Regions from separate parts of the Mus musculus genome. Here regions 1, 2, 3 and 4 are each linked to region 5. The links are chromatin loops, found by intact Hi-C in ENCODE. Cell type or tissue: left cerebral cortex. All regions are shown on one strand. Each heading gives the region's core, and the rest is flanking DNA. Links, peaks and the distances in the headings are about the cores only.

Region 1 (5,989 bases), core at 288-5,287, 630 kb before region 5:
TCCTGGTAAGGACTGTCCTTACTGGACACTTTATGAGTGAAAACTATTGCTCATTTTTAAACCCCTTTTCAAGGTCATTACTATCTTTTAACAAATCAAATGCCCATTAGTACATGGTATGAGTCTATTTATTCATTCATTCATTCATTTATTATTTACATTTTGGTACTTACAATGGGGAATGAAGTAGACTTTGTATCCTCTTCCAATGAAGAAATTAAATAGTTGAATATTGGAAATGCTGCTATCTTCTCATGGAAAGTCATGAGTGCTAGCTTGATCATATTAGCCTGTTAAGGACCAAGGAATTGCATCAGAGAAGCAATATATAAATGCCAATGTATTTGTGTTTGTTTATTTTTGAGACAGTTTCATACTATGTAGTCCTGTCTGGTCTGGAACCTGCCATGTAGTCCAAGCTGACTTCAAACTCACAGAGATCTATATGCTTCTGTTTCCCAAGTGACAGACTTAAAGATGAGAGCCACTGCACCAGACTCAACATATTTTACAAATGGAGAAGTTTTGAAGGATCATTCCACCAAACTAGGCTGAACCCATTACATAGTTCCTTTTGCTTGGGATGTTGTCATTGAAGATAGCATGAGGGCTGCTTATGAACGTCCCCTTTGGAGCTCATGCAATTATACTGGGACTTCCATAGTCAACAACACAAAGATATCAGGAAAATTCTCCTGGCATCTACTAGAAATAGTGTTTTGAAGAAATATTCCAACTTGTATAGTTTGCAGCAAGCAATTCTCACACAAAGCTCTAGTGAACTTCTTTACAGAAATATTGCAGCATGTGGATGTGTGTGTACTGTGTGGGGAAAACAAAGAATGAGCCAGAGGTTGGCTGAGAGATTAGAAAAATCTCAGGGGAAATACTAGTTGATTCATTATTTGCTTCAAGTTAAAGTATATTCAAAGGGTTTTCACCTTAGTGACTGAATCTTCTCTGGATATTCTCCTAGTTGGTGTTTATAACTGTTTTATTGACACAGGCTTTCTTTTTTTTTTTCCATTTTTTATTAGGTATTTAGCTCATTTACATTTCCAATGCTATACCAAAAGTCCCCCATACCCACCCACCCCCACTCCCCTACCCGCCCACTCCCCCTTTTTGGCCCTGGCGTTCCCCTGTACTGGGACATATAAAGTTTGCGTGTCCAATGGGCCTCTCTTTCCAGTGATGGCCGACTAGGCCATCTTTTGATACATATGCAGCTAGAGTCAAGAGCTCCGGGGTACTGGTTAGTTCATAATGTTGATCCTCATATAGGGTTGCAGATCCCTTTAGCTCCTTGGGTACTTTCTCTAGCTCCTCCATTGGGAGCCCTGTGATCCATCCATTAGCTGACTGTGAGCATCCACTTCTGTGTTTGCTAGGCCCCGGCACAGTCTACTCCTCCATTGTTGGTGGGATTGCAGGCACACACACACACACACACACACACATACTCACACACATATATCTTAGCCCCCATATTGTCCTCCTTCACCTCTTTGAACACTTCTTGCAAATACACTTATTTTTATCATAAGCTTCCTCTCTACTGAATGGGAAAGAGTACAATTGGTTAAGATATTGATTTGGACATCATTGCCAAGCAGCAGGGGCTTTGACGACTGGCACATTTGTACTCACATGCAACTCCTTATCAGCAATCAGCTTGATGAAGAGAAGAGGAATTGGGACAAATAAATGAAGGGCCTCATTACACTATTCAGAAATGGGATTTTCAGTTCTATTCCCAGCAGGCATATTATGGGGCCAGGTCACACACTGTGTTTATCATCTGCTGCTCTGGGTTGATATCACTCTCACCCTCAAGTATGGCTCTGAATTACGGGAAAGGTAAGCAGATCTGATAGAGTCATCAGATGCTTTGCCTAGGGTAATTACTTGACCTCATTTTACAATTATTCTTGTTCAGATGACCTTGCTAAATCCCCAGCACACAATGAAGTGCTCCCTGCCAACTGACATGCACACGTGAAGAATTCCTCCACACTGGGAAGAAGAGAAACAAACAAACAAACAAACAAACAAACAAACATGCACTGTCTATGACACTGTGCCTTGTGTATTTCTGTGGTGCATTTCTGCACCTGTATGGTTAGTTCTGAGAGCTACTTGAATGCAGAGTTAGGAAGGCTCAAGAATAAATATTATATGTGCAAAATAAATTTCTAAAATCTAAGTAAGTATACAATTTTCAGTGGGTGAAATTGTTATCTTGCATCTCTTTTCCAGATTATATATTAGCCTTTTTAGGAAATACTTGGTGTACTCCCTTCTTAGCTATTTCTTTTCTAGAAGTGGAATACTTATGCAAACACTTCCATATGATAGGCTTGGAAAACTTCTAAGACCTAAAAGTCACACATAAACAAGGCAGGAAAAAATTCTCAGCTGAAAAAGGGCTTGCTACACAAGCATGAAGACCCAATTTCGTGCCTGTCACAACAATGCAAAACAAAACAAAACAAAACAAACAAACAAACAAAACAACTGCAGAATTGCATGCCAGTAATTCCTAATTCCAATACTGGGAGTCTGGGACCGAAGGATACCTGGAATTCACTGGCCAGCCAGTTTAGCTAACTGAGGACATACAGGTTCACTGAAAGTCCCCTTCTCAAAAATTAATGTGGATAGCAATTGAAGAAGTCACCCAATGTCTGCCTCTGGTCTCTCTATACATATACCACAGAAATATGCACATTCTCATGTGTACAAACACTACTCACAGACACGCAGACACACACACACACACACACACACACACACACACACACACACACAGAGTACTTGCAGGTCTGGTAGTTGAATCTAGATTGATATGAAAGATTCTTGAGTAGATCAACTCATCTCAGAGACTTATCTTCATCTTATTATTATTCATGCTTTTTCTTTGTCATTCTTCTTTATATTTATTTATTCATAGTTATGATTTCAGTCGTCCCTTGGTATCTGTATGATATTGGTCTATATCAACTACATGGTACAAGTGACAGAAAGCAAGACATGGATGGTCTCCATTAGAGGCAGCGCTGCAGCAAATATGAAATTATTTTAAAAAGCAGAGATATAATCCTTGCCTATGAATGTGTCTTCTGGTAGCCAGCTGGCCTGTTTTTAAAGAGCGCTTATTCTCTTCTCTTTCTGGGACGGCGGGCTGCTTTCCTTCTGCATGGCAACTTTGATGATGCTTTAGAAGATTTGTGCAGAGCAGAGTTGAAAAAATATGTGCACAAAAAGATGAGCAAAAGGCATATTTCAGTACTTGTCATAGCTTCCAGATGGCATAGTTGCTATGGGTTGAATACTGTTTGTCCCTGAAATGCATACATTGAAGTTATGATCACAAGGCATTGAGAAATGATTGTGCCAGAGGGTTGCAACCCTCCGAGGAGAATTCATGTTCATGTAAGGATACAGTAAGAGTAGGTTGTGTGTCTCTAGAACAAAAAGGAAGCAAATTCACCCAAGAGGAGTAGATGACAGGAAATAATAAAACTCAGGGCTGAAATCAACCAAGTGGGAACAAAAAGAACTATAGAATCAACCAAACGAGGAGCTGGTTCTTTGAGAAAGTCTTAGATAAACCCTTAGCCAGACTAACTAGAGGGCATAGGGACAGTATTCTAATTAACAAAATCAGGAATGAAAAGGGAGACATAACAACAGAATCTGAGGAAATCCAAAACATCATCAGATCCTACTACAAAAGGCTATACTCAACAAAACTGGAAAATCTGGACGAAATGAACAATTTCCTAGACAGATACCAGGTACCAAAGTTAAATCAGGATCAGATTAATGATCTATACAGTCCCATATCCCCTAGAGAAATAGAAGTAGTCATTAATAGTCTCCCAACAACAACAACAACAAAAAGGCCCAGGACCAGATTGGTTTAGTACAGAGTTCTATCAGACCTTCAAAGAAGATCTAATTCCAATTCTCCTCAAACTATTCCACAAAATAGAAACAGAAGGTACTCTACCCAATTCATTTTATGAAGCCACAATTACTCTAATACCTAAACCACATAAAGACCCAGGAAAAATAGAGAACTTCAGACCAATTTCCCTTATGAATATCAATGCAAAAATACTCAATAAAATCATTGCAAACCCAATCCAAGAACACATCAAAACAATCATCCATCATGACCAAATAGGTTCATCCCATAGATGCAGGGATGGTTTAATATACGGAAATCCATCAATGTAATCCACTATATAAACAAACTCAAAGACAAAAACCACATGATCATCTCATTAGATGCTGAGAAAGCATTTGACAAAATCCAATACCCCTTCATGATAAAAGTCTTGGAAAGATCAGGAATTCAAGGTTCATACTTAAACATAATAAAAGCAATCTACAGCAAACCAGTAGCAATCATCAAACTAAATGGAGAGAAGATGGAAGCAATCCCACTAAAATCAGAGACTAGACTAGGCTGCCCATGTTCTCCCTACATATTCAATATAGTACTTGAAGTCCTAGCCAAAGCAATTAGACAACAAAAGGAGATCAAGGGGATACAAATTGGAAAGGAAGAAGTCAAAATATCACTATTTGCAGATGATATGATAGTATATATAAGTGATCCTAAAAATTCTACCAGAGAACTCCTAAATCTGATAAACAGCTTCAGCACAGTAGCTGGATATAAAATTAACTCAAACAAATCAGTGGCCTTTCTCTACACAAAGGATAAACAGGCTGAGAAAGAAATTAGGGAAACAACACCCTTCTCAATAGTCACAAATAATATAAAATACCTTGGTGTGACTCTAACCAAGGAAGTGAAAAATCTGTATGAAAAGAACTTCAAGTCTCTGAAGAAAGAAGTTGAAGAAGATCTCAGAAGATGGAAAGATCTTCCATGCTCATGGATTGGCAGGATTAAGGTAGTCAAAATGGCTATCTTCCTGAAAGCAATTTACAGATTCAATGCAGTCCTCATCAAAATTCCAGCTCAACTCTTCACAGAGTTAGAAAGGGCAATTTGCAAATTCATCTGGAATAACAAAAAACCTAGGATAGCAAAAAGTGTTCTCAACAATAAAAGAACCTCTGGTGGAATCACCATCCCTGATCTCAAGCTGTACTACAGAGCAATTGTGATAAAAACTGCATGGTACTGGTACAGCGACAGACAGGTAGATCAATGAAATAGAATTGAAGACCCAGAAATGAACCCACACACCTATGGCCATTTGATCTTTGACAAAGGAGCTAAAACCATCCAGTGGAGAAAAGACAGCATTTTCAACAAATGGTGCTGGCTCAACTGGTGGTTATCATGTAGAAGAATGTGAATTGATCCATTCTTATCTCCTTGTGCAAAGCTCAAGTGTAAGTGGATCAAATAACTCCATATAAAACCAGAGACACTGAAACTTATAGAGGAGAAATTAGGGAAGAACCTCAAAGATATGGGCACAGGGGAAAATTCGTGAACAGATCAGCAATGACTTCTGCTCTAAGATCAAGAATCGACAAATGGGACCTCATAAAATTGCAAAGCTTCTGTAAGGCAAAGGACACTGTCAATAAGCCAAAAAAAAAAAAAAAAAAAAGGCCACCAACAGATTGGGAAAAGATCTTTATCAATCCTAAATCTGATAGGGGACTAATATCATATATATCTACATACCCATACCCGTACCCATACCCATACCCATACCCATACCCATACCCATACCCATACCCATACCCATACCCATACCCATACCCATACCCATACCCATACCCATACACATACACATACATATACATATACATATACAAATACATATGTATGTATGTATAGGACTCAAGAAGTTGGACTCCAGAAAACCAAATAACCCTACTAAAAAATGTGGTACTGAGCTAAAAAGGAATTCTCAACTGAGGAATACTGAATGGCTGAGAAACACCTGAAAAATTGTTCAACATCTTTAATCATCTGGTACATGCAAATCAA
Region 2 (5,989 bases), core at 288-5,287, 400 kb before region 5:
CCTTTGGTTTACCAAGCAAATATTAAGGCATCTCAGATTCCTCTAAAAGGATTTACTGTTTTTATTAGATTCATATTTTACCTATAATGAAGTAGAAATTTAAAAACACATAGCTGAAAACAACATGCATAATCACTGTTTCAGAAAGCACTTTTTTTATGGGGGTAACCAATTAACTTTCCAGGAAATAATAAAAAAAAAGCCCTATCACCACAAAGCATTTACAATAAAGAACAGTAGGACAGACATATAACCTGACAAAGGGTGGATGTTAGAAATGGCTGACGTGGATCCTCTTGCATCCATACCTGTCAAAGATGATAAAGGGCTCATTAGCAAGGGTGGTAATCAGAACACTGGAGACTGAATGTTTCTGTTCCCTCTAAACTTATGCTGAAATCCTGTTTTCAGTTGTAATGATATTCATGCTAGAAGTAGTAGTAGTAGTAGTAGTAGTAGTAGTAGGAGGAGGAGGAGGAAGAGGAGGAGGAGGAAGAAGAGGAGGAGGAGCAGCAGCAGCAGCAACAACAACAACAAAAACAGCAGCAGCAACAGCCTTGAAGGTCTTTAAGGCTCTGGACCTCTCCCTCTGTTTCCCAGGTAACTGAAGAATTTTAAGCATCAGCTTAGACACTCCCCCACACTTAAACTAGCATTGGAAAAGGCCAAGGCCACAGGGCAAGTGCTTTCTCCTTGTCAAACGAATAGATTATAAATTCTATCCTGATCCTGGGCCTTTTAGTTACCTGGCCAGGAGTCCATTCTTCTAGGAATCTGAATCATCTGAAGCCAAGCTAAGAAGGAAGGGATAGTTATCCCCTGATCCCAAGTGAGATGATGTACTCTGCCTTCCCAGAAGTCCCTTAGTGAAGACACTTGCCCTCCAACAGGCAGCATGAAGCATAGCTGTGGAAGCATGGGGCATAGTCATGTAACCTCCTTGCTTTTGAGTTCTAATTATTGTTTTTTATTTTTCTTTGTGTCTTTCTGTTTGTTTGTTTTGTTTTGCTTTGGTTTTTTGGTTGTTTGGTTTTTTTGTTTTTTTTTTTTTTTTTTTTGAGATTGGCCAAAAGCCAAAGCAACTCCCATACCCCCTGGACTGTCTCATTCCTTCTATAAGGCTCCCCATCTACTTATATTATATATTTCATTTTATTAAAACTGCTTGCTAGCTTCCATTGCAAAAAGTGTGAATTTTTCCTTTTCCTAGTGTCCATCCTCCTCCTCCAAGCAGCTGCCAGATTTACAGTTTACCTGCCCAGTTGTTTTTCACCTAAATGTGAATAAAACTGTGTTCAAGCAAACTATTAAGTCCATTTCTAAATTCTTTTGTTGATAACACCAAGAACCCAAAAAGGTAACCGAGTTTCTTTGGTAAAATTTGGATCTTAAATGTTTTGAAAGCATTTATAATTCTGTAGGCACCTTAACCATGGATTTTCTTAAATCATGAGGAATAAATTTCTGATGGTATAAAACAGGTAGATAATGATACCTTTATAAAAGTACTCTGATCTGGGTGATGATGCTGGCATATGCCTTTAATCCCAGCATCCAGGAGGCAGAGGCAGGCCATGCTGTTCTACAAAGCAAGTCTCAGGACAACTAGGGCTCCATGAGAAACCCTGTCTCAAAACCCAACCCCTTCAAAAGAAAACCAAAAAAGAAAACAACAACAACAAAACAACACAACAACAAACAAAAAAACCACAAACAAACACAACACAACACACACACACACACACACTCCGCACGTGAGTGGATGCGTGTGTTTGGAAAGTAGTTTGAATCAACTAAGACCCACAAGAATGAAACGAAAGCCTGTTCTATCAAAGCTAAATCACAGCTAGAGTCACTGGCCGCTGAGTACACAGAAGTTAGGGATATATCCAAGTGTTAGTGAATGACTCCAGTCTGTTCATTTCATATACTTTAACTTTAGTTAAATTTGGAAAACAACTTCATCATTGTGAAAATGATTAGACTTAATTACAAACAACTAGTGAGATAATTTGATGGTTTAATTGAAGAAAGATTCATGGGATAAAGGTTTAGAAAATTTCCTTATCTCTATATAGATACACTTTATGCATAGTATGAATTATTATCATTGCAAAGGAATCAATAGAAACTCAATTTTCAAAAGCAACCCTGTGTATTCACCTGACTACACAAGATCAACAACAAGGCAGGATCAGGTGGTCTGGTTTAGGCAGTTATCCTTGAATGAAAAGGGAAGTATCGCCACCAAATTAAAATACCTCCCATGTATCTCTAAAGAAGCCTAGCACTTAGTCCTGTTACTAGTCCAACTCTCTTTTTTGCATTTAACTGTAGACCTGACATTATTTGATAATAAGGAACATAGGCCTCTTCCTTTGCAAGGTAAAACAATCAGGGTTAAAGAGATGAGCTGGCTCAGAGATTAAGGACAATGCTCTTGGAGAGTACCTGAGTTCACTTCATAGCACCCCCTGTTAGAGTTGCTCAACCTCACACCTGCCTGTAATTCCACCTGCAAGGGATTGGAATGATGCCCTCTTTTGGCAGGTGGAGACAACTGCACTCTTGTAAGTATGCACGAGTTCATGCATGTGCAATTTTCTAAATCCTAAAAAAAAAAAAAAAAACCTTAAAATACTCAAAAATAGACATATTCTCTTTTGGTCCATTGAATTACACAGACTTCCAGGATAGTACCCACTCTGAATTGGCCTTTACAGAGTTAAGTGATGAAATAATTATTGGTCATTTTCTTAGGATAGTTTGATTTGTGTGCTTTAGTCAAAATATTTTCACAGAGAACAAAATTTTCCTGCATTGCCAAATTTTCCACTCTTCAGTTGCTAATGCCAGTCACTTCATTTTCAACATTAAAGGCCATAATTGAGGTCTTGATTGCCCAGTACTAGGGACAAAGTCAAGATGAGCACATGGAATTATGAGAACATTTTAGTCATTGGAAAGCACAGGGCATAGGATAGGCTTTATAGCACTTCAGTTAATGCTGGAGAACTCCTGACAAGATTTGAAAGTAAGAATAAAATTCATTTTGCCTTGTCACTGAGGAAAAATGAATGTAAGATTCTGTTTCCCTTAACTCAGAAATTGAAATTTTCATAGTAAAATAAATTTCTTGGGATTTTTCAGAGAAAAAGTTTGTGTGAAGTGCCTGTGAAATTAAAAAATAGATATTTAAAAAACCTGTCTCTGTGTCCAGCACGTGTAGGTAGATTATGATAGTTCAAGTTTAAATTTTCCTATTGAAGGAACTGATATTTTGCCTGTGATTAGAAGGGGATGAACATTCGGAAACAGACAGAATTTCACTGTATAAACCACGCTGTTCTTGAACTAATTTAGTAGCCTAGGCTGGTCTGGAACTCAGGACTTTTCTGGTTGGAAGTCTTGAGTCTGAAGATTATTGGCTTGAACCACTATACCTGGAGATGTCAAAAGTATGAAAATGCATGTGTGGCTCAATATTACCCTTGAGATGGGTTTAGGAAATTTGGCTTGAGCAGATAATTCTAAGGCAAATGTAGGCAGAACTCAAAACAAAGAGTTTAAATAATATATTTTGGTAAATAGTGTTTAATGCTGTTTCTTGACCTATGCTTTACACCATTCTAGTGGTGTTCTTTCTGTCTTTATAGTACATGCTCCATATGCACCAAATACATGCTGGGGAAAATGGACAGGCAGCATACCCATCACTGATTTATTATAGGGTTCAATGACAGTGATGAAAATTAGGGGGAGAATGAGCTCAACCGACTTACTGGTTATTCTTGGAATCCTGATCTGCTCACTACTGGTGCCATCCCCTCCATCTGTGGTGGCCTTGACCTCAATAATGTAGTCTTCTTTGATAGGCAGCAACAGTTCAGCTGAAGTTTTATTTGTGTTCAGCACGTGCACATTATTCTGACTGCTAGTCCTATAGAAAACCTAGAAGACATAAATAAACCCACTTTTTATATAGCTAGCTTCTATGTCTTTCACAACTTTTGTCACTCCAAAATGACTTTAGGTCTCTATACTCCTATTATATAAAGTGTACTCCATGTTAGGTCTTAAACATGGGTAAACAATCTGGAACCATTGGGTTCTCAAAACTGAGGAAGCTGGGTGAATAATGAACTTTTTCCATGGAAAACTCTCTGTTAGGCTAGGCATTGGTGAGTGGGGTAGATTAGAAACATAGAGATATGCAATATATGAAAGGAGAAGGAGACCATTGCTTCAGAGTCTGAATGAAGCCTTTCCCCATCCTTGAAGTAAAAATTTTGAGCCATTTATATTTGTTGTAAAGGGTGTCCACATAAAGCCAACATTCTGCTTCTGATAGGTATTTTGTATACAATGTATAAAATTTTGTGAAGGGCCTCATTCCTTCCAGCAGTCATTTCCTGAGGATTATAAACAAAACTGTTATCTTTGTATAAAGCCCCTATTTTCCAGAATTCTGTTTAGACAGACTGTAAGTCCATTAGTTGCCTCTCAGGAAACTTCTGATAATCTCATTTAAGCTTCTTAGCAATCTTGTGACTACAGTAATTTCAAAGGCCAATGACATCTTATATGATTATTATAAAAAAACTAATGAACGTGACCATCCTTTGAGGAAATGGTAGCTGCACTTATCTGATTTTCTGTGAGTATTCTTAATGAAGTCCACATGCATGCTCTAGAGTCTGTCTTTGTTTGTTTGTTTGTTTGTTTGTTTTTGTTTTTTTTTCAAGACAGGGTTTCTCTATGTAGCCCTGGCTGTCCTGGAACTCACTTTGTAGACCAGGCTGGCCTCGAACTCAGAAATCCACCTGCCTCTGCCTCCCAAGTGCTGGGATTAAAGGCGTGCACCACCACTGCCTGGCTTCTAGAGTCTGTCTTAACTTCATTCTGGGTACCTGTCTTTCTTTAAATCTAAGATTAAGACTATTAATACAGCACATTAAACCTAACATTGCTCATAAATTGGATAGAACTGAAGTTCTTTGAAGCTGTAACTATAGCTTTATTTGTGCTCAAATTTCTAAAAGTCTAGGGATCTCCTCAGATTGTTAAGGATAAAAGTAGGAAGCCTTCCTTTCTGCCTCTGCCCATCCCCAGTGGCTGCAGATAACAGACAGAGCCATGTGGAATGTATCTGGCTGTAGGGGACAAGGAACCAAGGGCAATCCTTATGGCTGGTTTTAAAAATAGTATTTGATGAACACTGAAAACAAATAATAAATGTTATGACCATCATGCTTGAGTTCCTTAGGAAGCAAAATTATCACACATAACTTGTATTTGACAAGTCGGATATTTTCAGAAAATGATCTTTTTAGGAAAAGCTTAATAGTTATGTAAAAATTAGCTTAAGAAACCATATCATCAGTATTTTAAGAATAAACTTCCCACTTAGCTTTCCGTATAGCATCTTTGTGAAGGTAGAAAATGTGAAGTCTGAGCCACCACTGACCTTGTAGCCTGTTACTTCTGATTCATTCTCCATGGCTTTCACTTGTTCCCAATTAAGTAGCACTTTAGTGTCTGTAGCATTCCAAACAACATTTCCTGGTGGCTGACTGGGAGCTTGAAATGCAAAAGGAGAGATTAAAACTGATTTGAGCTCAAAGTCATATTTCTGACAGAGCAGACATGGAGCTTGGAGACTCATAGAAGAAGCGGACTCTCCATGATAACTCATGGTGCAGAGATGGAAGGAGACAAAACCAAGGAGGCCCTTTAACTGTTTTCTTTAACATTTTAAAGGAAAGGTTACCATGTTTAAATTTTGAGAAAATTGGCTTTACCATATCATAGAATACCATATGGTATTCTTACACTTATGATACCATGCCATGCCATACCATATCATACCATACCATACCATACCATACCATACCATACCATACCATACCATACCATACCATACCCATACCCATACCCATACCTAGAAAATGTTGAAAATCTAAGAAAGGCAATTCCTATCTCTACCGCT
Region 3 (5,989 bases), core at 529-5,528, 910 kb before region 5:
ATATACGAAAATCCATCAATGTAATCCATTATATAAACAAACTCAAAGACAAAAACCACATGATCATCTCGTTAGATGCAGAAAAAGCATTTGACAAGATCCAACACCCATTCATGATAAAAGTTCTGGAAAGATCAGGAATTCAAGGCCAATACCTAAACATGATAAAAGCAATCTACAGCAAACCAGTAGCCAACATCAAAGTAAATGGAGAGAAGCTGGAAGCAATCCCACTAAAATCAGGGACTAGACAAGGCTGCCCACTTTCTCCCTACCTTTTCAACATAGTACTTGAAGTATTAGCCAGAGCAATTCGACAACAAAAGGAGATCAAGGGGATACAAATTGGAAAAGAGGAAGTCAAAATATCACTGTTTGCAGATGATATGATAGTATATATAAGTGACCCTAAAAATTCCAACAGAGAACTCCTAAACCTGATAAACAGCTTCGGTGAAGTAGCTGGATATAAAATTAACTCAAACAAGTCAATGGCCTTTCTCTACACAAAGAATAAACAGGCTGAGAAAGAAATTAGGGAAACAACACCCTTCTCAATAGCCACAAATAATATAAAATATCTCGGCGTGACTCTAACGAAGGAAGTGAAAGATCTGTATGATAAAAACTTCAAGTCCCTGAAGAAAGAAATTAAAGAAGATCTCAGAAGATGGAAAGATCTCCCATGCTCATGGATTGGCAGGACCAACATTGTAAAAATGGCTATCTTGCCAAAAGCAATCTACAGATTCAATGCAATCCCCATTAAAATTCCAACTCAATTCTTCAACGAATTAGAAGGAGCAATTTGCAAATTCATCTGGAATAACAAAAAACCGAGGATAGCAAAAACTCTTCTCAAGGATAAAAGAACCTCTGGTGGAATCACCATGCCTGACCTAAAGCTTTACTACAGAGCAATTGTGATAAAAACTGCATGGTACTGGTATAGAGACAGACAAGTGGACCAATGGAATAGAATTGAAGACCCAGAAATGAACCCACACACCTATGGTCACTTGATCTTCGACAAGGGAGCCAAAACCATCCAGTGGAAGAAAGACAGCATTTTCAACAATTGGTGCTGGCACAACTGGTTGTTATCATGTAGAAGAATGCGAATCGATCCATACTTATCTCCTTGTACTAAGGTCAAATCTAAGTGGATCAAGGAACTTCACATAAAACCAGAGACACTGAAACTTATAGAGGAGAAAGTGGGGAAAAGCCTTGAAGATATGGGCACAGGGGAAAAATTCCTGAACAGAACAGCAATGGCTTGTGCTGTAAGATCGAGAATTGACAAATGGGACCTAATGAAACTCCAAAGTTTCTGCAAGGCAAAAGACACTGTCTATAAGACAAAAAGACCACCAACAGACTGGGAAAGGATCTTTACCTATCCTAAATCAGATAGGGGACTAATATCCAACATATATAAAGAACTCAAGAAGGTGGACCTCAGAAAATCAAATAACCCCCTTAAAAAATGGGGCTCAGAACTGAACAAAGAATTCTCACCTGAGGAATACCGAATGGCAGAGAAGCACCTGAAAAAATGTTCAACATCCTTAATCATCAGGGAAATGCAAATCAAAACAACCCTGAGATTCCACCTCACACCAGTGAGAATGGCTAAGATCAAAAATTCAGGTGACAGCAGATGCTGGCGAGGATGTGGAGAAAGAGGAACACTCCTCCATTGTTGGTGGGATTGCAGGCTTGTACAACCACTCTGGAAATCAGTCTGGCGGTTCCTCAGAAAATTGGACATAGTACTACCAGAGGATCCAGCAATACCTCTCCTGGGCATATATCCAGAAGAAGCCCCAACTGGTAAGAAGGACACATGCTCCACTATGTTCATAGCAGCCTTATTTATAATAGCCAGAAACTGGAAAGAATCCAGATGCCCCTCAACAGAGGAATGGATACAGAAAATGTGGTACATCTACACAATGGAGTACTACTCAGCTATTAAAAAGAATGAATTTATGAAATTCCTAGCCAAATGGATGGACCTGGAGAGCATCATCCTGAGTGAGGTAACACAATCACAAAGGAACTCACACAATATGTACTCACTGATAAGTGGATACTAGCCCAAAACCTAGGATACCCACGATATAAGATACAATTTCCTAAACACATGAAACTCAAGAAAAATGAAGACTGAAGTGTGGACACTATGCCCCTCCTTAGAAGTGGGAACAAAACACCCATGGAAGGAGTTACAGAAACAAAGTTTGGAGCTGAGATGAAAGGATGGACCATGTAGAGACTGCCATATCCAGGGATCCACCCCATAATCAGCATCCAAACGCTGACACCATTGCATATACTAGCAAGATTTTATCGAAAGGACCCAGATGTAGCTGTCTCTTGTGAGACTATGCCGGGGCCTAGCGAACACAGAAGTGGATGCTCACAGTCAGCTAATGGATGGATCACAGGGCTCCCAATGGAGGAGCTAGAGAAAGTACCCAAGGAGCTAAAGGGATCTTCAACCCTATAGGTGGAACAACATTATGAACTAACCAGTACCCCTGAGCTCTTGACTCTAGCTGCATATGTATCAAAAGATGGCCTAGTCGGCCATCACTGGAAAGAGAGGCCCATTGGACACGCAGACTTTGTGTGCCCCGGTACAGGGGAACGCCAGGGCCAAAGGGGCGGAGTGGGTGGGTAGGGGAGTGGGGGTGGGTGGGTAAGGGGGACTTTTGGTATAGCATTGGAAATGTAAATGAGCTAAATACCTAATAAAAAATGGAAAAAAAAAAAAAAAAAAAAGAAAGTACTTCAAATTTTACTTGATGAAAAACGCCGAACTTTGCCACTGGAGGGCGCCAGTTCACAATTTTACACAGCAGCCATTAACCTCGACTTAAGCTCTTTCCTCAGAAGTTGGTGGAGCACGCTAAATAAAGTCCTATTTCAAAGATTAAATTGGAACTGCTTTATCCTTTCATAATTCAGAATTTCAAAGACCAATTTCTTAGCATAATTGGAAGTCACAACATTTCATACTCATTTCTGAAATCAATATTTTTAGCTCAGCTCACATTAACCCAGAAGGTTGGTCCTCAAAAAGTCGGGACAGGAGAGTAGTTACATCACCACTCGGCAATTATTATTTATCTTAAGAACAGTAGAGTATGCTCTCACTAACTCAAATGTTGGCTTCAACAACATTTCAAAAAACGACCAAATGCAATACTTTTGAGAAATGTAATTTCAGGTTCAAGTGGATATTTGAATGCATATCTCTGGCCCTCAGTTTTAGCTTCTCATCTTGTTTGTGCACACGGATATTTTTCCAGGAAAACTACAGTCATCTCAGCTCTTCTGTCTCTACAGGATTCCCCGTGGTTTTCTCTTACTGCCAAATGCTACAGAGGCTAAACTGATCGAACAAAGGAATAAAACAGATGTGGAAAAGCCTTCTCTCAGAATGCTTCTTTGAACCAAAGAAGTCTATTCTCTTGAGCCTCTCTTTCATGGAAAAGTGGCTTTGGAGTCAGCCTACTTTCAGAACTCAAGTTACCCAGAGGACTGTTTTCTTAGGTTTCATCTGTACCCCGCCCCAATTCTCAGATATTCATCTGAGAAATCATGTGTGTGCACATACCCCAATACTACTGTTACTTCTGATCACCCATCTTTCTGGATGTTAATAGTTTTCATTATTTAGTCCAGTGTGAACCTGTATAAAATCCAGACATGTGAAAAACTGCTCAGTGGATCACTGTGTTCTTTTACTTCTGTCTGCCTTTGGATGTTAACCAGTGAAGCTGGGTAAAGACAGAGCTTGGAGATTTGTGTTGAGAGGTAGAGATATGCATGCCCTGCTATGTGCTGTTTATATTCATCACTTTGGATCCTTTTACTTGAGAAATGTATTCAGGTCTCTTTTTAATGACTTTATCTTGAAAGGAAAAAAAAATAACATCTGTCACCTCTCATCTACTTCCCAGGGATGTTTTGACATGCCGTGAATTATGTTAAGTAATTGATGTAAAAGTAGTGCCAGGCCCACACAGCAGCCATGTGTGCTTCTCCTCCACTTCCCATGTCCCTTGTTGTTTCCATTCAAAGACAGACAACTAAAAACCCCGAGCAGCTGCATTGACCAAACTTAGTTTATTTACTTCCCTCTTCGCCACCCCAGATGTCAAAAATTCTATTTTTTACATTACAGGTACCGTGTACCTTTAAAGTATCTCTTCATCCCTTTCTTTAAGTCATCTGAATGATTTGGAGCAGGAACATGGATCTGTAGAAGGAAAGATGTGCTTTGCAGAACAATTCCCCACATTAGAGTTGCTCAGTGAGAGGCAGTTACCCTCTGGTCTTCTTTTAGAGAGCCCTGTGCTCATGGTCGCTCACAGTGGCACGGAAGTACCTATTCTTCCGTTGGCATTTAGTCTTGGATGCACCAGTGTAGGAGAGGTATAAGAACTCCTCCACATATGGAAAGTGACTACAATGATAAAAATAAAGACAATAAACACTGATTTTTGTTGTTTCTACTTACCTAAAAAGCTTTCTAAATGGCCCCAGACATGCGCAATGTTAAATACTTAGCTTCCTGTGGTATACTGAGGGATGTAAGTCTTCCACAGAGGACCCCAGTTTTGCCTAAAGAGATCTATTTAAGAATTTTCTTCAAAATCACCGTGCCATTAGTAAGTGAACAAGAAGAATATTCGGAGAGAAGAATTATGGGTTACTCAATGCAAGCAATGTATGGTGTAGGATGAGGAATGGAAGATTATAAGCATTTTGTTCACTGGTAGAAAAAAAATCAGATATAATATCAAGGAGATTCGCATATTGTAAAACCTGATTAGAAGTTGGGTTTCTGCCTGTTTTGGAGGGTGTGTGTGTGTGTGTGTGTGTGTGTGTGTGGTGTCTTGTGTGTGTCAGTAGTAACCTTGGTAAAACCCTATTTGATAAAGGCATAGTGTACTGATGGGATATTTTTCAATCATTTGGAGGCTATCTGACCTTTATGTCAGGTCTCCCTGACTATCCAAGACCTTGTACCTTGGATAAGTAGAGATTTTATAAATGACTTGTCCTAAAGCAGCAAGCTCTTATCCAGAATGGCTTCCTATGCCCTCCTTCACTGAGGCTCTCAGCTTACTTCCCATGTTCGCCCTTGGCTCACGCCAGCCAGGCACATGCCCTCTACTCCCAACACATGCACCTTGGCTCATTGGCTCCTTTGCCTTGGGACTTACATTATTGACCTCACCTCTTTAAATCTTCCTCGTTTTTGAATCTAGCTCATGTTAGCCAAGCATTGCTGGCTCTGATCAACAGGAACTGAGATCTCTCAAACCTCCTCCAAAAGCTTATTTTTCTTACTTCTTGCCTGGTTGAATCTCTCTGGGTCTCAAAAACACTAGGTTGGGGTTTGCTTCACCGATACCGATTGATACCAGGGCTACTTTTCTCATAAGACTTAAGTCTTGGATGGCAAAGTCCCTGGATTTTTCCTGCCTCCAGTGCCTAACTCAATGTTTAGCACAGAAGAACAATCCACAAATGTTACAGGAATCATTAAAAGAATCAGTAATTTGGGATTTTGTTACAGTTTCACATGTATTTATATCTGCTTACAAGGCTTATAGATTCTTTTTAGCCAAGAAAAGCAGAATATGAAAGTCAGAAGCAAAAGTTGGAGAGAAAGAAAAATCCAACATGTTGCCCTTCCAAGCAGAAGACTATGCCACTTATGAAGTGTCTTAACAAAAGTATTGGTCTAGCATCTCATAAAGAAACCATACAATTCACAGCAAATACAAAGATCAGGTTAGTAGAACCATTCAGGTGTGATGAACAAAATGTAGAGTCTGAAATTTTATAACACAGGTGTTAGAAAGTCATGACCCATTCCTTCTTATTTTGCATACTCTTCACATAATAATGGTTTAAGAAAGAAGTTGAAAAATATATATGTGACACTGATGTTTCTTCCATAGGA
Region 4 (5,989 bases), core at 337-5,336, 130 kb before region 5:
CTGAATACCTAGTATACAAGGCATAATTTCTACAAAAGATTTATAGGTTTCTAAGCTCAAGACATCTGCCTATCTGATAAAATTCTACAAACATAATAAATCTTCTCATTTAGAAATACAATCCTCTGTGACAACGTTTGAAGTACTGAGAATTTCTTCACTAAAAACATTTCCCATGAAATAATTCATAAGATAAATATGACAATACAACTCCATTAATGACAGAAAAATAACCTACATGCTTATCACTCACACTTAGAACTCTCTCTATAAAGTGTTGCACTACTATGGGCAGCTCTAGTCTCTATAAGCTGTCAGACATCCATAGAAATATGTGAGAAACAATACTTTCAGGATAGAATCTTCCTCAAATGATCTGTTCATTTTCCCCACAAAGAAATATTTCCAGATGTTGCATACTCTACAGCCAATTCATCTAACTAGCTCATAAAAATCAATTTCTTGTTTTCTTTATGCTTTGCATATTTCTATAATAAGAAGAAAAAGCCAAGTAAAAATCTTTCTGTATCCTTGACTCTCCTTATCCAGACCAGTTAACATATATGCTTAATGCATATTTTCTTAAAGTATCCAGTATATGCTCCTTAAGTACACATTCAGCATATTGAAGTGACTAACCTTGATCAGTTCCAGGTGCATAAATATAAAAGTCTCTTTCTAGGAAAAGCCTGACCCACTTTAACAAGGATTGTTGAAGTCTATTATTCATATGGCTTCAGAGAACAACAGAGGTTCAATAAGATCTAAATGGTGACTTTGGAGTGGTAGGCTTTTATTAATGTAGGACGAAGGGTGCTTCTTCTGCAAAGTACAGGAATTGGGTAAATAGCATTGATGCAGATATTAACAAGCACTTTGAGGTGCGTGCTGCTCTGAGGGTGTCTCAAACACTCCACCCCAGCCACCTCTATGGATGCAGTGAATGCTAACTATAAATAATTCATCTCTTCATCGAATTGGGTACCATAAGTACCCAAGAGCAGAAATTGTTAATATTTTGATATTTAGTCATGTAAATACTCATGCCATCACATCCTGGTCACTTTTCAAATGTTGACATTTTAATCTTAAGGTGGGAATTTAATTTTTTATCTTAACTTTTATACCTTTTGGTGTGTGTGTGTGTGTGTGTGTGTGTGTGTGTGTGTGTGTGACAGCTGAAGGTTTCAGTGAATAAGTTTGCACATAATTTTAGAAGCAAGGATTTAAAGGTGATTTTTAAAAGTCTGACAAAAGAAATTATTTTCTCTTCAAAATAATTTAAATTATTTTAAAAATGCATTTTACTCTCCCACATTTAATAAGCCTCCAAACACATATCTAGTGTAAACAAGGAAAAAATATTTAAAAAGAAAAGAAACCAAAACAACAAGAAAACAAAGAAAAGAGAAAACAAAACAAAACAACAATTAAAATAACATGGATCAAACACCACTTAATTTCACGCCATTAATGAATGTGTTCTTGGTATCTTTATAACTTGACTTATAATCTGTAAACTTTATAAATTAAATTATACCATAAATCAGTGAGAAGATGAAGCATACCTAATAAACCCTCTGATGTTTTTCCTTTAATTCAGACATGATGCCTTAAAAGATTTAAATGTTTGTGGAATCAGTTCTGTTGAATGCACAGCAAAGCTATAGCATCATGTATCCAATACTTCTTACATGGCAGAATATACCGAAGCACACTAACAACAATCACCACATTTTATTTCCATGATCAACCTTCCCACTGTACCTGTAATGAGGTGAAGGGTTGCCTCTTGCTTCACAATTTAATGTTATTTTTTTGTCCTCTGAATCAACAGGGAAAATACTGTTGCTGGGCTCTTTGATAAACACAGGGCCTTGTAAAAGAAGTTCACCTGCATAGGAAGAGGAATAAAATAAGAAGAATAAATGAAAGTTGTCATATAGTGTACAGTCCAGAATGGAAAATAACAAATAGCAGCTATTGTTTACTCTTAACTGTCTCTACTTCCCAGCACATACCATGCGGTGTGCACATTGCTTGGTTAAAGAGCATCTATCAATTTATCCTTAAGAGTGAGTAAACTCCTCAAGAAGCAGCAATCCACGAGAAATGTCACCATGTTTAAAAATTCATCTCAGTCTGTAAATAAAGCTGTAGCATTACTTGCCAAAACAATGCCCATATACTTTATGCATGTTTTTGGAGAATAAATTCATTACCAGAAATCTTTTCTATTATATAAATCTCTTTGCAAAATTAAGCTGAAATGAAAATCCAGAACGTTTCTAATAACATTTGAGGAATACACACAACTCATGGCTGCCAACCCATGTTTATGGTTCATTGGGATATTCATATACTTCATAGCACACGACACAAAAGGATGCAGAGATGATTAAGTGCCTTTCAAAAAGTGTTCCTACTTTAGGAGAACTGGGACAGTTTCTGAAGGTAATTGTCACATTCACACATATGAAAACAAAATTCTAATTGTACTATGTGTTGGGAGAGGAGAAAGAGAATGTTATCACGAAACAGTTATGCAACTGAAATTGTGTAACCATCGCTAGAGCATTTTTTAAAAACAAATTCAATTTTTTTTTAAGAAATCTTTCCTCTCATGGAATACTGTGCCGAATTGAAGAGGAGTTTCTCCTAAAGCTGAGAGGGATGGCAAAATAAACTCAAAGACTAAGAGAATTCATCAAATGTAAGACAAAAACAAAATGAGATTGAATAGTTTCAAAAGCCTCTGAGAGACAGAACTTACATTTTTATATGCTTCAGAGAGCAATTACACAAATAGAAATACATGCCATAACAAGGTAAGTCATAAACTTACAACATAAAACCACAATAATCATCTGAATGAAGGACATATCCTTAACTATGCTTTGGAATGAGCCCTTAACTCACTAATGCAATATTTAATCATCAAGATGCTCTTAGCATGAGTAACGTATTCTGTCCAGTATACAGAAGAAGAAAGCTAAGCTAAGCATGGTTAGGTTACATAAGCACTTTTACCCAACATTTTAGAATGCCAGTGTATACAGTTTAGAAGTTACTGCAGAGCTCATGTAAAGACGTAGCTTTGCCTTTTCTGTAAAGCATTCGATGTCCTAATTCTAGAAACTTCCCTAGGCTTCTATGAGATAATGTACAACACAGCTTATCAGAGTGTTTTTGTTTGATGTGATATATCAGTCACTTTTCTGTTTTTGTGATAAGATACTATGACCAGAGCAACTGAAAAAGAAAATGTTTCCTTTGGCTCATGGTTCTTGAGAGATGAGAGTCCATCATGGCAGAGAAGCATGGCAGCAATAAGTAGGCATGGAGGCTGGGGCAGCATGTTGAGGCAGATCACATCCTCTACCATATACAAAAATCATAGAGAATGGAGTGGCTATAGCAAATCCCACCACCAGTGATGCACTTCTGTAGCAAGGGCATGTGTTCTAAACCTCCCTAACTGCTATCTACTGGAAACCGAGTGTTCAAATATCTGAACCTTTGGGGGGATGGGGGACATTCTTATCCAAACCACTATAAGGAGCGAATAGCTATACTGGATAGCGATACTGCCTTTGTCAGGCTAGACAATATCTTTGTTGGAGAATAGTCACACCAGAATAACCAAACATGTGATCATGTGTGAAAGATTTGAGTCTCCAGTCATCAAGCTGAACTGGAGACTGAATCTAACCACTTATATAACCATTAGTCAGAATAGCATAATAAGGTCCCAAAGCCACTTGTAATAGTACAATTAGTTTTACTGATCTGTAGCATTACAGTCTTTCAAGGTGTTATACTTACAATTATAATTTAGGTCAAGGAAGTGATAGATTCCAAAGTCCACTAAAGAGATACTAGGTAGTGTCTAAAAAGTTCTGAGAAACATTTATTGTTCTCAAGATAAGGTTATACTGCTGGCAAAGACAAAATCCAACACACAGGTGTGTTACCAAACAAAAACAAAAACTAAAAGACTTTTTTACCATAAGATGTACTGGCTAGTTTTGTGTCAATTTGACACAGCTGGAGTTATCACAGAGAAAGGAGATTCAGTTGAGGAAATGTCTCCATGAGATATAACTGTAAGGCATTTTCTCAATTAGTGATCAAAGGGGAATGGCCCCTTGTGGTTAGGACCATCTCTGGGCTGGTAGTCTTGGTTCTATAAGAAAGCAGGCTGAGCAAGCCAGGGGAAGCAAGCAAGCCAGTAAAGAACATCCCTCCATGGCTTCTGCATCAGCTCCTGCTTTCTGACCTGCTTGAGTTCCAGTCCTTACTTCCTTGGTGATGAAGAGCAGTATGGAAGTGTAAGCCGAATAAACCCTTTCCTCCCCAGCATGCTTCTTGGTCATGATGTTTGTGCAGGAATAGAAACCCTGATTAAGACAGTGTTTAAGTACCTCCCTTACACTATAGACAGTGGCAACTTTCAGTTGTTCTGCCACATTTTCAAGTTTACTGTGGCACAGAAGCAATGTGAGTTCTAGATTCTGATCTTCTATGAAGCTGAGCTTCAGCATCAAGCCTCAGCTTTAAGGCTGATGTAAGCATGGTCTCAAGTTTAAACAATGTATACTGCAGCTCCTACCTATACCAGATGATCAGTAGAATGGTGCATTAGCACCTTTCAACTTGCAATGTGTTTACTGGGATGTGATATTACACAGCATGGGTCAATGAATATCTGTGTGATTGTTAATAATCTGTATCTAAGCCGTTGCTGTAGCATAGCTTCTGGAACATGCCACACCGTCAACATTAGTCTGGATTGTATAAACAGTTGAGGTTATTTGAAATACATATGAAATATTCCTCATGATGCCTCTTTATTGGGAAAAATCACATTTTAAAAATGGGCGGATGTTAAAATAAGATTTTAAGTCTCACTGTTACCTTCCCAACTTGGAAATGGTTTGTCCTCCAAACCAGGGAGGGACAGAGAGGATAAATACTTGGACAGAAATGGCAAAGCCCATTCGTAGGGAGAGGCTGGGTACCTGATAGAAACCTTCATGATTTTGATTTGTATCTAATTCCAAGGCATAACTCTGTCCAAAATACAGTCAGTCAAAAATTATCCCTTAGCTTGCTTTTTGAACTTTGCTGTTTTGTGATGACAGTGAAATTAAGAACTTTGAGAACATACCTATCATGTCTGAAATTTAAAGATCCTGAAAGGCACTCAAGACAATCAATGGCTATGGGGAAGCTTCCAAATCTTTAAAACTAAAAAAAAAATTAATAATGAAATGTGACAGGTTAGCCCATGCTTTATGCTTAGACAACACACAAAATCCACTTGGTCTTTTTGCATTTGAATGGAATTGGTATTAAGGGGATGCTGAGATATGCTGTCCTAAACTCTTGCCAGAAACATAAACATAGCAGAATCAGACTCTGGCCTTTGCTATCCATGAGGGAATATGCAGCATTTTCTTCAATTAGTTTTGATCTTCAAAAGGATGTATCCTTTTCCCCTGTAGATATTCATAACAATCTATAGAAACCTGATATATAACAGAAGGTAGCCTCTTGCCTGATTAAATATATTTGGTGTAACATTTAGATTGATGTTGAATCTGACATTTTGTGACAGGAACATTTTTTTTTTGATATGCTAGCCTAGCTGCAAAGCCCCACTTTTAGCTTTACAACTTAAAATAAAGGCTGTATAACACTGCTGAAAAAGACTAATAAGTCCAAAAATTCAATCCTAAGGTGTACTTCCTCCTTGCCTCTTGCCCCTAACAGCTACAGGCAACTAGGAATAAGTACCTCTGAATGTGAATACAAGCGTTAAGGGATGCTAAGGTAATGTCACATAAAAGATCAAACTGTACCTGGTCAATTCTAATGGTCACATGTCATACACATTTTATGTAGACTGAGGAAGAAAAACAGAAAAAAAAAAAACCTTCACACTGCTGCATTTCCTTCACTAAAAGAAACAAAATTCCTTGGAGTG
Region 5 (5,989 bases), core at 538-5,537:
AGCAATTCTACTATGCACACACATCAGGTTTATGCACACAGTAGATATTAAAGTACCTTAGGTATATTCATTTTCAATACAAAAAAAAAAAAACAAAACAAAAAACCAAACAAACAAACAAAAAAGGCAAAGACCAAATAGCTTACCTATACAGTTCTGGAGTTGACCACAACAGAAACCACAAAGAAATAAGCATAGCAACAAAGAGTCCCTATGTCATCTCCCTATCTCCTACTGCATACAAGTAACCTGCTTTTGCTGCTTTGAGCACTGAATGGTGATTGAGAAACTAGCGAATTTGGAGCCAGCCAGAGCAACTCTGTTCAGTGGCTGTGCCACAACACAGTGATATACAGATCTGGCAGTCTGCGTGGGCCGATTATAACTATATACTGTTTCAGTGGCAAATGTATTAGAAGTTAATGGGAACTTAAAGTTGGACACTTAAATTATGTAGTAAACACAAAACTAGCAGATGTGTACTGGATGAGTGAAGGGAACTGGGCACTTATAAACGGGAAAGATGCATATTTTGCTAGTAGAGTGAAGAGGCCATTAGTTTGTAATAACTAGGTGTGCATGAAATGTGACAGAAAAAAAAACTGAAGATAAATCAGCAACTCAAAGACTCCAGCTTATTGTCTACAGCTAATCTTTGCTCTACTTCAAATTGCTTGGCACTTTGGTCCTCTTAAATATTGTGTTGCTATTTTGAGAAACACTTGGGCTGTCTACTTGTGTTCTGAAGGATATCTAAAAGTTAGAATCCTCCCGGAGGACAGGACAGGATACCTTCACGTCTTCAGGCAGATAGCTCGTCACACCTAGACAGTCGGGAGGATCTGGAGTACAATTGCCAGAGACGGCCACTGCCTGAATCTATTAGCCTGCAAATCAATGATCTCTTCTATGTCCCTGCTATCTATCCATCTTTCCATAGGAGGAACACTGGCTTGCAGGCAACTTCATCATTAGCTGGTAAAAGTATTCAGCAATTTGCTAGAGAATAGTACCCTCTTCAAAAACAAAAACAAAAACAAAAACAAAAACAAAAACAAAAACAAAAACAAAACAAAACAAAACAAAAACGTGTGTTATTGAGTCTCAACCTAGGTCACGAAAGCATTCAGAGATCTGAACTCTACCGAGAATGTGCACACAGAGATCTCTTCACATGGCCTCAATATCATCAAATACCTTTTATGAACATACACAAGAACATGCAAGGTGACATGCAAATATTAAGCACTCTATAAATGTTACACTTAGTTATGAGGAGGCTAACCTGCAGGCTTCTTCCCTCGTGACAGGAATCACAACACGAAGGGTTAAAACCACCCACCAGCATGCAGGCAAAGTCAGGTTAGAGCTAGCAAACACAGCCACTGCTGAAAAAAACTAAGTGACAAGTCTGACTTGCTATTGAGAATGTAATAGCTCTTTGAAAGGCAATTACTCCTCCTTTCCGTCTCCGAGGGACTCTGACTCGGTGTTCTTACTAATTCCCAGCTTTAATCTATTTACAGATCAGAATGTTTTCTCACCTAGGGGGATATTCATCTATGTGGGGGTAGACAGAAATCACGACACACATCCTCCTGTACTGTGCATGTGTGTTTAGTTATTTTTGCTTAATCATTCTAAAATGATTTGGGGGTTGACCTACTCCCCAGATGAGCTGGGCTTTCTGACCACCTTCGCACATCACACACATCACAGGCGGATTCTTTCTGTAGCTCTACTTCTGGACATATTCTATTGGGGTTAGGAAACTGCCCCTTTCCTTTCCGAGGGCTGTCTGCTCCCATCCTCTTCTAAATACAGGTTTGCTGTCCTCACAGAGCTGGCACCGTTGGTTTTTTAAATCATTCATCTGAGCGTATCTTTTTGTAAATCAGTAAGAGAGCCCAATCGTAGGTAGGACCCTTGCGGAACAGTGGAGCCCTGCACAAGCAGAGCCCAGAAGCCTTGCATTTCATGCAATCGGAAGTAAGGGACAATCCATCTAGAAAGTGCCTATAGTCTGACCCAGGTGTCCGGGTTGGCACTTCCCAGTTTTCTGCTTCAGATATTCTGTATGAGCATTACAGGGCTCCTGAGAACATAAGGTTAGCCAGATCCCTGACAGCTCTCGAGTCAAGGCAAAAGAACTACAGTCTATCAGGAAAAAAAGACAAACAAACAAACAAAAACCTACAAGGGATCCCATTTAAAGCTGCCCATTTCTGAGCGAAAAGAAAACGCAGCTGAGAAAACTTGGGTGCTAACAGGCACATCCACCCTGACTTACTCAGATCTGTGAGTCAGGACCACAGCTTCAGACAGAAAACGCATCTCGTTCTTAACCCGGGACTATGCCCTGGGATTCTCTCTCAGCATCCCTAGGGCTCCCAACTTTTCCCCCCCTTCAACTTTCACTAGCCAAGTGGCTTATATTAAGAGGAGAATTGGTTGCTTTTTTTTTTTTTTTTCCAGCTTCTCGGCCAGAGAAGCCGTCTCATCCCCAAATCGATCCTAGCCCAGAGTGGGGAAATCATGTCCCCTGGCAAACCGGCCCCAGAAGCATCTTTTACTCTAGACCCATCAAGTGCATCTATCTCCCAAGCAAACAAACTTTCGCGGCCAAGGAGCCTTAAAGCCAGTGGGTAAAGTTTCCCAGGCAGGTGATTCATCCCAGAGCCACGACTGTAGTAGTGAGCAAGAGGACAACCCCGACCTACCTAGCTGCACCAGCTTGCAAGGCGCCCGCCCCGCCGGCCCGGCCCGCCGCTGCCGCTGGCTAGCCCGGGGGGCTGCCCTGCGCGCTCCTGCGAGCCGCCGCCTTGGCCGCAGCGCCCCCGTCCGCGCTGTTCTGCAAGGTTCCGCACACTTCCCAGTCGGACCCGCGGCGCCCGCCCGCCCGCCGCCGGCGCCACCGCGCGCCAGGTTGCTGTGGCTGCTGCAGGCGCCGAAGGTGCGCTGCCTGCGCCTGTGCCGCTCAGCCTGGGGCTCCTGCTCCCGCGCGAGCACTGAAGGGAGGGAGGAAAGGAGGGGGGCAGAGGGTGGGAGAAAGGGGCGGGGAGCGCGGCGGCGCAGCCAACAGGGTCCTGCGCCTCACGCTGCTCGCACCACCACCCTCCCGCTGCGCCTCCGCGCCCCGCTGCCACCGGTCCCTGCCTGAGCCCTGAGCTGCTAGAGCCAGTTTACGTCTGTCCAGCCACAGAAGGGACCAGGAAGAGCTGGATGGTTGGCGGTCAGCAAGTCACCGCTGGGTGGCCTCCTGCCTCACAGCTGGCATCTAGGTAGCACCGGTTTTTAAGGACATAGATTCCAGGTCTCTTGCAGCTGAGCTAACATAATCTCGCAAAATCGCCACTTTTATCATTAAAATATAATTATTAAGGGTACGCAATAGATAGATAATGGATGGATAAATTGATGGGAGGAAGGAAGGAGTCACAGACAGACACTCCAGATAGTGGACTGTGGTGTTTACAAGAATTCAACACACGCAGTCCCCATACTAACCCTAACTTTATTCTTGTTCCATGACTGTGCTAGAAAGAAATTAATTTGCTAAGATTTCAATGAATCTGTTATGAAACTAATCCCAATTTAGTTTTGACAAGGAACCCATTAAATCGGTCTGGTCACTTTTATTTCTCTAAGTACACAGAAATAGAATTGGATTGGATGATCTGGGTGTGAACATAAAATGACCGAAATCCCCAACCTTTGAGCTCAGCCAAAACCCTGCGCAAATAGCATAACTTTGTTTTTTTGTCTGTGAAAACAATTGGATCATATGGTGGCTGTAAGTCATCATGTAAGGAATGACCAATGAAAAGGGTGGAAATATATATAGATATATATTAGATTATATAATATATATATATATATATATATATATATATATATATATTTGTGTATGTGTATGTACATATATACTGTAGCAGCTACAGGGCAGAGTCATTTAGTAGCACTGGCATCAAGTTTTCAAGAGATAATTTTGTGTTCCACATGGTGGGATGAGATAGAGACTTGAAGATCAGGTCTAGTGAGTTCAACACTAACCTGTACTAGAGAATAATGATGTCTTAAAATGGGGTGGGCAGATACTTTTTTGGCTTCTCACACACACACACACACACACACACACATTACATATATTCACAATAATGAGATGCCCAGGACCTAGTATACTGCTTAGCGATTATCTCTATGAGTGAAACTATTTTATAAGTCTTGTACAATAATTTTATTTTATTATCAAGTTGTCTTCGCTTTATATTAAAAAAAATCATTGTAGTTAAATTACACTGGGGCATTTACAGCCCTAACTCCTATCTCCTGCTCTCCCTCTCTCTCTTCTGACGATGTACTATGCTACCGCAGACAGAAGGAAACAAGGTACATTGAGAACAGCTCAGCTGGCTCAGCTGGCCAGATGTGAAAGGGGAATTCCATTTCATTCTGGGGGAGTAGGTTTTCAGTCTTCTCCACTTTCCCCCAAGACACAGTCATCAGTTGCCTGAAATTCAGGAAGAAATTTGAACTTCTAGGGAGGTTTGAGAGACTTTAAAAGAGGTTCTCACCCATTTTGTCATTAGTGGTGCAAAACATTGCTTCCCACTGACTTACTGGTCCCCAGCCTTACCTAAGCAAAAACAAAGGGCTTCACTATGGTGCAGGTGGGTTAGCCCTGTCCCTAAAGTGCTCAGTAGTTAAGCTCATTCATCCTAGCAACAGACAGCAGCCTCTGGCATACAGTCCCAAAGATTCCCAAGTGTTGGTTATTTTTGCCATTTCTCTTACTATCAGGAAACTGCTCATACTCCTAAGAGTAATGGCAGAATTTAAAATAATAATAATAATGATGATGATGATGATGATGATGATGTGGGGTTGTTTATGTTTGAAAGGAGTAGAGGGAGGCAATGATAGATCGAGACAATGCTATAAATAAAAGCAATGTGCTTTCTCCATTCAGAATCAAATTGCAGTGAATTTGGACTCCTTAGGGTCTCTCTACTTAGCAAACGAAAAATATTAAATCAGGTAAGGAAGGAAGGTTTATGGTCGGAGCAGTTGTTATAGGTTACTGTAAATAATCTTTTTGCTTGCAATCTGAGAACATGTTCGCAACCCCCCTGAGTGTGACAAAATGTTTTATTGGGCAGAACTGGTGTGTTCTGGAAGGATCAGAGAAAAACTTTACATGCAAATTATGCTCATGTCTTGCAACTAGCAGGGACAATTACTGTCATGCCCACATCCATCACAGACGTGCCTCCTTCTTTAATGCATCTCCATAATGCACTTTGCTTCTAACACACCTATATGTCCTGTCTAATAGGACTAAAAGGACACGTAGCAGTGGGGACGGGGCTGGCCCAAGGCACTAAAACAGCAGCAAGACAGACAGCAGAGAAGATCCTTTAAATTAGACCAAGAGAAATTTACACGCTAACCCTGCCTGGCCCTCTCCACATCATTAGTTTCTTCCCAACAGTTCATGTTGCCTGTGCTGCTGAAACCTGATTCGTACTGGCAAGGGGGTTGATGGTTTTTTTTGTTTTTTTTGTTTTTTTTTTTTTTTAATGTTATGGTTGCAAAAGAAGGAGGCAGGATCATCCTAAATTTTGCATAACCCATGACAAACATTAAACACAAACCCCAGTTCGCTGTCAGCATGGGTAAGAGGTGTATAAATATACGCATATAGAGAGACCTGGTCCTCACTTCAGATCATCCCTTTGCTTAGAATGTAAAGCATATCGTGAGTCAACTGAAAACCTGATATTTACTAAAAGTTGATACACAAGAGCAGGTTTAAATAAAATTTCCATTCAATTTCTGGGATGGAAGCCCAGGAAATTAAAAAAAAAAAAATTAAAGGCACATGTGGATCTTCTCAGTGTGAATGCCGGATGGAGTTTTTATTGAATTTGGCCTCAACTGATTGTAGCATTAGAAGCAATTCTGCAGTTAAGTTTCAGCAGCCATTTAG

Evidence for each region. A loop is a pair of places that touch in the nucleus more often than their neighbours do. Peaks named below come from ENCODE experiments on the same cell type or tissue, not always from the same donor. Only the 100,000 strongest peaks of a DNase experiment are listed, where the experiment ranks them.
Region 1: it touches region 5 in a loop (2.2-fold over the local background); 2 of 42 quality-filtered maps call a loop at or near these places.
Region 2: a loop joins it to region 5, with 2.3 times the contacts of the local background. A loop is called at or near these places in 5 of 42 quality-filtered maps.
Region 3: a loop joins it to region 5, with 4 times the contacts of the local background. A loop is called at or near these places in 2 of 42 quality-filtered maps.
Region 4: a loop joins it to region 5, with 2.8 times the contacts of the local background. A loop is called at or near these places in 2 of 42 quality-filtered maps.

Annotation. Positions count from the first base shown.
Region 1 is chr6:101,928,732-101,934,720 of GRCm38, forward strand. No RefSeq gene overlaps it. Among named protein-coding and RNA genes, the nearest start is that of Gm9871, 160 kb to the left of the region's middle. In left cerebral cortex, for the core only: no CTCF peak of the experiment used is centred there; a DNase peak (open chromatin) is centred at 3,269; H3K27ac peaks cover 244 bases.
Region 2 is chr6:102,165,111-102,171,099 of GRCm38, forward strand. Cntn3 (contactin 3) reads right to left here. Exons shown (of 22, transcript NM_008779.2): 20 at 5,468-5,580; 21 at 3,783-3,951; 22 at 1-308. The coding sequence ends at 208. Among named protein-coding and RNA genes, the nearest start is that of 4930587E11Rik, 98 kb to the right of the region's middle. In left cerebral cortex, for the core only: a CTCF peak has its summit at 2,529 (motif pointing left); no DNase peak of the experiment used is centred there.
Region 3 is chr6:101,647,684-101,653,672 of GRCm38, forward strand. It overlaps the pseudogene Gm32453. Among named protein-coding and RNA genes, the nearest start is that of Gm9871, 120 kb to the right of the region's middle. In left cerebral cortex, for the core only: a CTCF peak has its summit at 2,870 (motif pointing right); DNase peaks (open chromatin) are centred at 2,850 and 3,106.
Region 4 is chr6:102,436,036-102,442,024 of GRCm38, forward strand. Cntn3 (contactin 3) reads right to left here. Exons shown (of 22, transcript NM_008779.2): 2 at 1,768-1,894. Among named protein-coding and RNA genes, the nearest start is that of Cntn3, 26 kb to the right of the region's middle. In left cerebral cortex, for the core only: no CTCF peak of the experiment used is centred there; DNase peaks (open chromatin) are centred at 2,551, 2,952 and 3,506; H3K27ac peaks cover 2,299 bases.
Region 5 is chr6:102,561,431-102,567,419 of GRCm38, forward strand. It overlaps a transcript of Cntn3 not described here. Among named protein-coding and RNA genes, the nearest start is that of Cntn3, 100 kb to the left of the region's middle. In left cerebral cortex, for the core only: CTCF peaks have their summits at 1,912 and 3,249; DNase peaks (open chromatin) are centred at 820, 1,473, 1,638, 1,837 and 2 more places; H3K4me3 peaks cover 2,981 bases; H3K27ac peaks cover 2,644 bases.